Linked DNA regions of Homo sapiens: all the other regions are linked to region 1. A link is a contact called in ENCODE Hi-C or POLR2A ChIA-PET data. All regions are on one chromosome and are shown on one strand. The core of a region is the stretch at or near the end of the contact, and the rest is flanking DNA. Distances in the headings are between cores, read along the strand shown. Region 1 has its middle 82 kb from the start of FLJ20712. Region 2 overlaps LOC124901613 (a long non-coding RNA gene). Region 3 holds the start of FLJ20712 (a long non-coding RNA gene).

Evidence for each region. Hi-C counts contacts between places; a loop is a spot of excess contacts on that map. ChIA-PET counts read pairs that join two places held with the same protein, here RNA polymerase II (POLR2A). Pooled maps may share reads with other maps.
Region 2: a pooled map shows a loop between it and region 1 (2.3-fold over the local background). The contact joins two enhancer-like sites. A Hi-C loop is called at or near these places in 5 of 168 maps with a recorded cell type or tissue (IMR-90, PC-9, ascending aorta and 2 more) and 3 of 50 pooled maps.
Region 3: a loop to region 1 is called in a map of endothelial cell of umbilical vein, with 5 times the contacts of the local background. The contact joins the promoter of FLJ20712 here to the enhancer-like site in region 1. A Hi-C loop is called at or near these places in 2 of 168 maps with a recorded cell type or tissue (Caco-2 and endothelial cell of umbilical vein) and 4 of 50 pooled maps. POLR2A ChIA-PET finds 5 or more read pairs at or near these places in 3 of 52 experiments (H1, HEK293T and PC-3).

The regions. Positions count from the first base shown.
Region 1 is chr7:33,806,889-33,809,588 of GRCh38, reverse strand. No RefSeq gene overlaps it. Among named protein-coding and RNA genes, the nearest start is that of FLJ20712, 82 kb to the right of the region's middle. Within about 2 kb of position 1,273, at least 5 of the 41 ENCODE cell types and tissues checked have a DNase peak (open chromatin) inside an H3K27ac peak, as active enhancers do; they include PC-3 and endothelial cell of umbilical vein, where a contact is called at or near this core.
Region 2 is chr7:33,873,755-33,876,454 of GRCh38, reverse strand. All of the region lies in intron 1 of LOC124901613 (a long non-coding RNA gene), which reads right to left. Among named protein-coding and RNA genes, the nearest start is that of BMPER, 30 kb to the left of the region's middle. Within about 2 kb of position 1,399, at least 3 of the 41 ENCODE cell types and tissues checked have a DNase peak (open chromatin) inside an H3K27ac peak, as active enhancers do.
Region 3 is chr7:33,724,595-33,727,294 of GRCh38, reverse strand. It overlaps FLJ20712 (a long non-coding RNA gene), which reads right to left and starts at 1,314. Exons shown (of 2, transcript NR_165282.1): 1 at 1,186-1,314.

The sequences.
Region 1 (2,700 bases), core at 24-2,523:
AGACTGGGTTAAGGAACTTGCCAGGGATCTTACAGCAAGTAGAAGAGCCAAGATGTGAGCATGAGTGCCAAGCTGCTCAACCCCCACATCCAGACACGTTTCTAATGCCCCACACTGCAGAAGGCAGATCATGTTTTTCCTCAAGGATCAAGTTCACTTGCCCTCCAATGACCTCCTCTGTGAAGAGAAGGCCGCTTTAGGTGATCTCTGAGGACCTCGTGAACTCTAGAACTGCCAAAGCTTATTGTGATTTTTAAGCCAAGATGTGTTTCACAACACAGCATAGGAGGAGAAACCTGCCTTTATAGATCCTCCTTCCATGTAACTATGAATTTACTGCCTTGATTTTCTCATTTCAAAAAATGGATCTGTACCAAGCATACCACTTACTTCTCTTAAAATACATACCATGTTGCTGACAAATACATTTATAATACATTTTAAAATAAAGATAAATAATAATGCCATGAGAAAAAGCAGGGGGTAAACAATGTTGCCAAATTTAATAAGGGTTTCACTCTTTTTTTTTTTTTTTTTTTTTTGAGATGGAGTTTCACTCTTGTCTCCCAGGCTGGAGTGCAATGGTGCAATCTTGGCTCACTGCAACCTCTGCCTCCCGGGTTCAAGCAATCCTCCTGCCTCAGCCTCCTGAGTAGCTGAGATTACAGGTATGCACCACCACACCCAGCAAATTTTTGTCTCTTTAATAGAGACAGGGTTTCACCATGTTGGCTAAGCTGGTCTCGAACTCCTGACCTCAGGTGATCCACCCACTTTGGCCTCCCAAAGTGCTGGGATTACAGGCATGAGCCACCGTGCCCAGCTGGGGTTTCACGTTTCTTTTAAAGGATTATTTTTAAAAGGCTGGTCACTATGTACTAAGCAGAGAAATGTCATCTGAGTCAAGGGGTGAGAAATGGGTTCTCACAAAGGCAACACACAGTCAGCTCAAGGGTAGCCCCATGTCTCACAGCCTCACAAGCTGTGACTTCCCACCTTTGAAGTATGGAAGCTAAAGTCTCACTAGATCCCCATAGGCAGAGTGGTGCCAGGAGTATTGATAGTGACAATTGAAATTCAATGTAGATTGACCATTTTATCTGTGCCAGGCAGCATGAAAAACTTTAGGAAGATGACTAAGATATAATTCTTGCCCTAAGAGCTCATAGTTTTGTCTGGTGATCTTTGACTCTGTTTCCATGGCAACACACTTGACTAATGACTTTCATATCCCTGGCACAGTAGGATAAAGTGCTCAGTTACACCTAATTCGCATTCTGGAGCTGTATCTCCACCACCTTCTCTCTCGCTCGCTCTAGCTCTCTCTCTTGTCTTTGTTCTCTTGCTCTCTTTCTCAGTTATCTAATGTTTAAATATGAAAAACAAAGCCAGCATATCTCCCTCACAGTGAGAGTGATCTAGCAATGATCTTAGCTTCCCTTAACTTGTAATAAAGAAGGAATGTGTTTGAACATGTTTGTACTTTATTTATTACTAGTAACCAGTGACCTGCAACCACCTCCTATTGTCTTGACATGCCAGTGTGTGGAGCATCACAGGAGGCTGAAAATCACTGGTCTTGTGGGAACTGAGCCTCAAGTTCAGGCTGCTGCCTCCTGCCGGGCAGGTTGTGCACCGCATGACTCCAGAGGGCGCCACTCGCACAGTCTACGATGGGGAAGGAACCCCACCCCCCGCCCCACTGGAGTTGTGTAATCAGGTGGTCTTACCCAAGTTGGACTTTGGGCCCAGCTTGAAAACCTCCTAAACACCCACTTTGAGCAGGCTAAGCTTCCATATCGCAACATTCCATCTGGCCAAACTACATGGACTCTTTTCTGCAAGGGAGTTTCTAACCTGACTTCTGACTTTGTAGGGAAGAAGAGAAAAGCAGGAAGGTTGATTTCACTCTAACCAGCTTTTAAGATGACTTGGTTTCTCATGAACCTGGGATCTTTAATATGGAGGAAAATCCAGCTCTAGAGGGAGAAGAACGAATGGTGAGAAGCAGGTCTCCACCCTCTTGCTTTCTATTGTCAAACAACAGGTCCCCAAAACCTAAGACCGATCACATGGAAATGACCCTATGCCAGTGCATCTGCAGATGTTGGAGCCATGGGGACCCTGAAGTGGGGGCAGTGCCAGAAGCCCATTCCAGGAACAGGAATTAGTTGCATCCCTGCTCTGGTGACAGTGGGTGATGTGGACAATAGCTGGCTCCAGTAGGCTGGGAGGGATGAGGGATATCTTGACTTTGTCAGGGGCTCTCCTATCCATGAAGCCTCCTTTCCCGAAAATGTGTTAGAGGGTTTATCAGTGGGGTACATCGGGCTGTCCTGTGAGAATGCCTCCCATTCCCCCCATAAATGAGCCCAGATGTTTCGGGCCATCTCCTTGACATAGCTTCGTTGGAGTTTCCATACAGAAAATGGCTACTCCCTGCCTGAGAAAATTTCCCAGCTGTCATGGCTGCTTCCATGTTCCTGACAAGCTGCTCCAAAAGTTATTTCAAGATGGAAGCAGCAGAAAGATGGATTAGCTCTGTCAACGGGGAGTCCTGAAGTCCTGCCATTCACTGAGCAAAGAAGCGTGTGCCTGCCATGGGCGGCTGATAAGGGAAGTGGACACAGGATAAACTTCAGCCCAGCCAGCTGACAAAGCTCAAATGCAGTCTGAAAGAAAACAGCTACTCCTGGGCCT
Region 2 (2,700 bases), core at 150-2,649, 67 kb before region 1:
GAATCCTATTTCTTTCCTCTCACCTATTATGGATATTTTTAAAACAGACCTAAATGGAAATCTTCCCATAATGACATTCTAGACCTGAAGCTTCTTATTTTTCTAGACCTGGAACTGAATGCAAAATGCAATGTGTATGTGGTATGCATGTTTTCTTTTACTTGACTTTAATAAGTTTCTCAAAATGATCTATAAGCCTTATATTTTAAGAACCACATTTCTAAGCCAAGAAGATTCATCACTTACTTTATATAAACCCCCAAATTTCCTCCTTGAACCACTGCTAATTTTCACACAGTGTGAGGGATACTGCTGAATATAAACTTGTCGGGTAGAATATAGAGAAAAGGCAAATCCAGAGTGATCCAACAGCATTCCCAAATGCATCCAAAATACTGGAGTGCAGGACGCAACCAGGATTATTTGAATTCCATTTGGATCCCCATAATTCCATTCTTTTTAAAAACGGGTCATCCTTTTCTTTATTATAATGAAGCATTCTTTAATATTTCTTGCCTCTCTGGTTGAAGATGCTTTTGAAAAGCAAGACTTTAGTTGTATATTTTTTCTGGATTCCCTAGCAATATATTTTGATGCAATCATTGAAAAATGTCATGCTCTCTCTGGGGTCTTCGCAGTCAATGGTAACTAAACATTTGATTGAGAAGTGTACTTTCTGTGGACTTTTTTAGGGTCACTGCGATGTGAACAGAACCCAGTAGAATTCACTTCTGCTGTTTCATTTTAAAATAGGGTTGAGAATGGAAATAATGCCTTTCTAAGTGGAACTGAACTTCAACTTTGAAGGGATGCTATAGATTTCTGAGGGAGCAAGAGCTTGTGTCTGGAACCCAGCATCTCCATGTGGTTAACAGCTTCTAAAATTTATCTCATGTGTTTAAGGTTTTTTGTATAAATTTAAGGGACTTCACATTTCTAACCAGTGTGTTAACACTTAGATTAAGACCACACTTACACACCCTTTTCTTACTTAAGAGCAATTAAATGGTGTACTAACAAGAAGAAAGTTACTTTATTTACAGTGTTGATGGAAAAATATTGGCAATGTGATAACTATTACTATAAAAATATGATTTTTTAATACTTCTAAACTAACCTTTGAAAAAGGCTGTGTCTTTTTTCTTTTTTTCAAGGCAAGGTTCTTGGAACCACTTGGTGAGTCTATATCGAATATTTTACTTTCTTTTTTCTGTGAGACAGCAAAAAGTTCATCCAAATAGAACCATGCTTCTACCACATAAATCACTCAGAAAATCTGGTAACTTTCCATGTGATTCAGTTAAATCCTTTAAATCCCACAGGAGAATTTACTTGCTTTTGGCATATTTCACCATATTAGGAGGAAAACCAGTCTCCAGGGACGTGGTGGTTAACGTGAATGGGCCAAAGGCAGATGTCCTAAACTCAGTTTTGTTAGCTTAGGCATTTTCAGATGGTGTTTCTCTTGGTCAAAGTTCCTCGAGAAGTTTCTTTTCTGTGTCCTCCGTCCCCGCTTAGGTCCCCCACAATGTCTTTAAAAGGACAGACCCTTTCCTTTTATAATTAAATATAAGATTTAAATGTAGAGGGCCGTTAACATGTTAAACTAAACCCAGCCTTACCTAACACCAGGATGGGTGGGTTTGAGTGCACAGCAAGAGATGCAGGGAGAATAGAAGAGAGCAAGACACTCGCTGAGAAGTGGAGGGGCTGAAGGAAGCAAACCAAGTCTTCTCCCATTTCTCAATTTTGCCCAAGGCTGGCCCACATGTTAGTGGATTCTCTGAGCTGAGATAGAAATCCACCTTCTGGAGGCGGTTGCTATTATATGGGTTGTGCAAACTCTAAACAACTTTACTCCAGAAGACTTTTGCATCCTGCATATTTTTAAGTTTTATTACATAAATATGAATGCACAATGCCCAGGAAAGAGGTGTTCTGTGTCCTAAGAAGAGTCACTGTTTGTTCATAGATGCTCAGGTCATGACTCACATGCTTTTTAAGAGACTTTTCTTTCAAGTGAATGTAAATGGGGTGGAGGAAGGGAGAGAGGGAGACAAAATCAGGGACAGAATGCCATCCACTATAAATTATATTGATGTCACAATGAAAAGAAATAGCTCCTCTGCAAGACTTCACATATTCAAGTCAACAAATGGCTAAGTGTTGTAAATATTTCCCAGTTCCATGGGTTTGAGAGTAAATTTTAAAAATCATATTGGGGCTCTCTGCTAAAGATAGTAGAAGTCCAGCCTCTCCCAGAGTCAGACTGGTCATTGGTCATCTCCACTCCTAGAAGAGTTTCAAACATCTGTACTTTCAGACTGGAGGAAATAAGGTAAGGAAGGAAACAAAAAGGAATGTTTTCAATGTGTGGCCTCTTACTCTACCCTCTTGAACAATCTCAGTAGATCCTGGTGAGACGCCCCTTCCCTTTCTTTTCGAGAATTTCTTCGATAGAAAATTTAGCATAGCAGAGCTATAGAATTTGGAGAATTTCTACATATATGCTTGATCTCTTTTGAAACTCAATAGACCTGCTAGCAGGGTAAAGAAGAAAAGTATTGCATTCAGTCTAACCCAAGGGGGACTTGGATCACCTAACCCAGATTCCCCAGGGCTCATGCTGAGGCTCATTCTTCCTTAATTCAAAACATGGGCTGTGTCTTGAAGTCTGAATGCGAAGGCTCAAGTTAGATA
Region 3 (2,700 bases), core at 65-2,564, 82 kb after region 1:
AAGGAGGATAGAAATTTCCTGGGGGTCTTGTTAAAATGCAGGTTGTGATTCAGCAGGCCTGGGGTGAGCCCGGGCTTCTGCGTGTCTAACAAGCTTTCAAGTCCAAGGATGCTGTTGGTCCCAGGACCACACTTTGAATGGCAAAGGCCAGTACGTATGTCCCAGATTCCTAAGTCTGGTGTTCAAAACTCTGGGCCCCTCCCCCTAGACTACCTTTCTTACCTCCTTGATCTCTTCCCCACCCCTGCGATGCTCCGGGCAGAGTCACCTGCCAGCCCACAGGCACACCCACACCCCAGCTTGCCCACCGCGGGGGTTCTGTGCCCACCATTTCCCTCAGCAGGAAAGCTAGCACCCAGCTCTGCCGTTCAAATCTTACCTCCTTCAAGTCCTAGCCTTCCCATAAAGACCATTGTCTTCCTTACAGGAAGAGCTGCATTCCAGAGCCATGGCATACAAAGGGAACAATCTCTGCTTTCTCAGGAAGTGTCAAACCCAGACACTGTTTGGGAGAGACAGATCTGGGCCGCCTCCCTAGAGTGGTGGAGCAACCCCTGAAAGCTGCCTTGGCTGGGACCATGGCTCTCCGATGGGAAGGCCTGCTGCATGATGGCCCTTTCGGAAGGGCATTCACTAGAGTCTGGTATGCTTAACAATTTGGAAACCAGGGTCCGTCATGCAGTGAATACATGTGTCTGAGAAAATCTGGCTGATACAGATAGAATTTCATTTTCATGCTTCACCTTGGTAAGGCCAAATACCAGCTAATGAAAAGTGGATTATGAATTCTTTTTCTTTTTGAGATACAGTGTCACTATGTCGCCCAGGCTGGAGGTGCAGTGGTTCGATCTCATCTCACTGCAACCTCCACCTCCCGGGTTCAAGCGATTCTCATGCCTCAGCCTCCTGACCTAGCTGGGATTATTGGTGTGCATCACCACGCCAGGCTAATTTTTGTATTTTCAGTAGAGACGGGGTTTCGCCATGTTAGCCAGACTGGTCTTGAACACCTGGCCTCAAGTGATCTGCCCACCTCGGTCTCCCAAAGTGTGGGGATTACAGGTGTGAGCCATCGCACCTGGCCTGTACTTTCTATAAAAATATTTTATACCATCTGATATTTAACTGGAAAATGACTGCAGAACTCTTAGCCATCCTTTGTTTTAAATATTCAAAAGCACTTACCTGACACAGGCCCCTAAGAAAGGCTATCTGGGGCACTCTTTTAGTTTTTCTGTTTTATTCCTGATGGTGAAATTCCAGCCAAGATTTTCTGGTTGTGGAACCTCTTCTGATTCTGCCGTTTCACTGACTGGAAATGATTGCTAATTGGAATGAAAATTTTCATCTTATCTGCCCCTCTGTTATTTTGCAGAGGAGGGTGTGGTGTTATCAGTTTGCAGTGGGGTTTAGGGGTGGTGTCAGCCTTGCAGAAGGTTTGGTGGGTTTTCATTTCCCTGGCTTTGCTATCTGCTGTTTTGAGGGAAATGGGTAACCGGATCTTAGAATCCCTGGATGTGAAGAGATAACATTGACTATAGGCAATTCTATTTACTGATAAAAATAATATAGTTTTCAAACAGTCCCACAATGAGTCACTTCTAAATAGTCAGAAATACATTTCCTGCTATTATTCTTTGAGACTGAATTGATAATTTTATAAAATTACTCCCCTCACTAAGGTAGTCCTATTGAATGCATGCCGAATTTGCAACATGGTCTTAAATCTGCAGTACCCTGGTCTTTTGGGACCCACCAGATATGAATCAAAGTCCCGAGCATATTCTCTCATAAGAAATGTACTCTACTTGCTTCTTGCTGTTCACGTTACCAAGAAAAAGAAATGTATTCTACATCTAGCTCCCCTTCCTGAAAATAACAAAGAATAGCATCAGAGCAAGAGTCAGACAAAATCTACTGGCAAGAGTCCAGAATGTCAGGGCACTAGCTCTTCAGCCATCCCCCTCTTTGGCAAAAGGCAAACATCACAAATCACTGATAAGCCAAAGCCTCATCTAAGCACCGAGTGTGGCTGTGGGCTCTTGAAGCAAAAGTCAAGAGACCTGGATGCTATGTCCTGCTGCTTTGCCCCTCAACAGCTTGGTTACTTTGGGCAAGTCTTTTAATCAATGTGAGCCTCAGCTTCCTTATCTGGAAAATGGGGTTAACGACTGCCCCACTTACCTTGCAGGATGGCTGTGACAGTCAAGCCAGATTGTTCCTGGGCAAGCACCTTCTAAATTTACACAAAGAGGTGAGTGCCATGTGATTGGCAGGGAGTATCCGCTGCCGGTTCTGGGGCTCAACAAAGCAGTTCTGTCTTCTGCTGTGCTCCCAGCCTTCCCTCCCAACCTGGGTTACCTTTTAAAGATAGAAGAATTGGCTGGGAGCAGTGGCTCACGCCTGTAATCCCAGCACTTTGGGAGGCTGAGGCAGGCAGATCACGAGGTCCACAGATCGAGACCATCCTGGCCAACCTGGTGAAACCCCGTCTCTACTAAAAATACAAAAATTAGCTGGGCGTGGTGGCACACACCTGTAGTCCCAGCTATTCGGGAGGCTGAGGCAGGAGAATCTCTTGAACCCAGGAGACAGAGGTTGCAGTGAGCCAAGATCGCTCCACTGCACTCCAGGCTGGTGACAGAACAAGATTCTGTCTCCAAAAAAAGACAGAAGAATTATGGGGGATAGGGGTCGAAG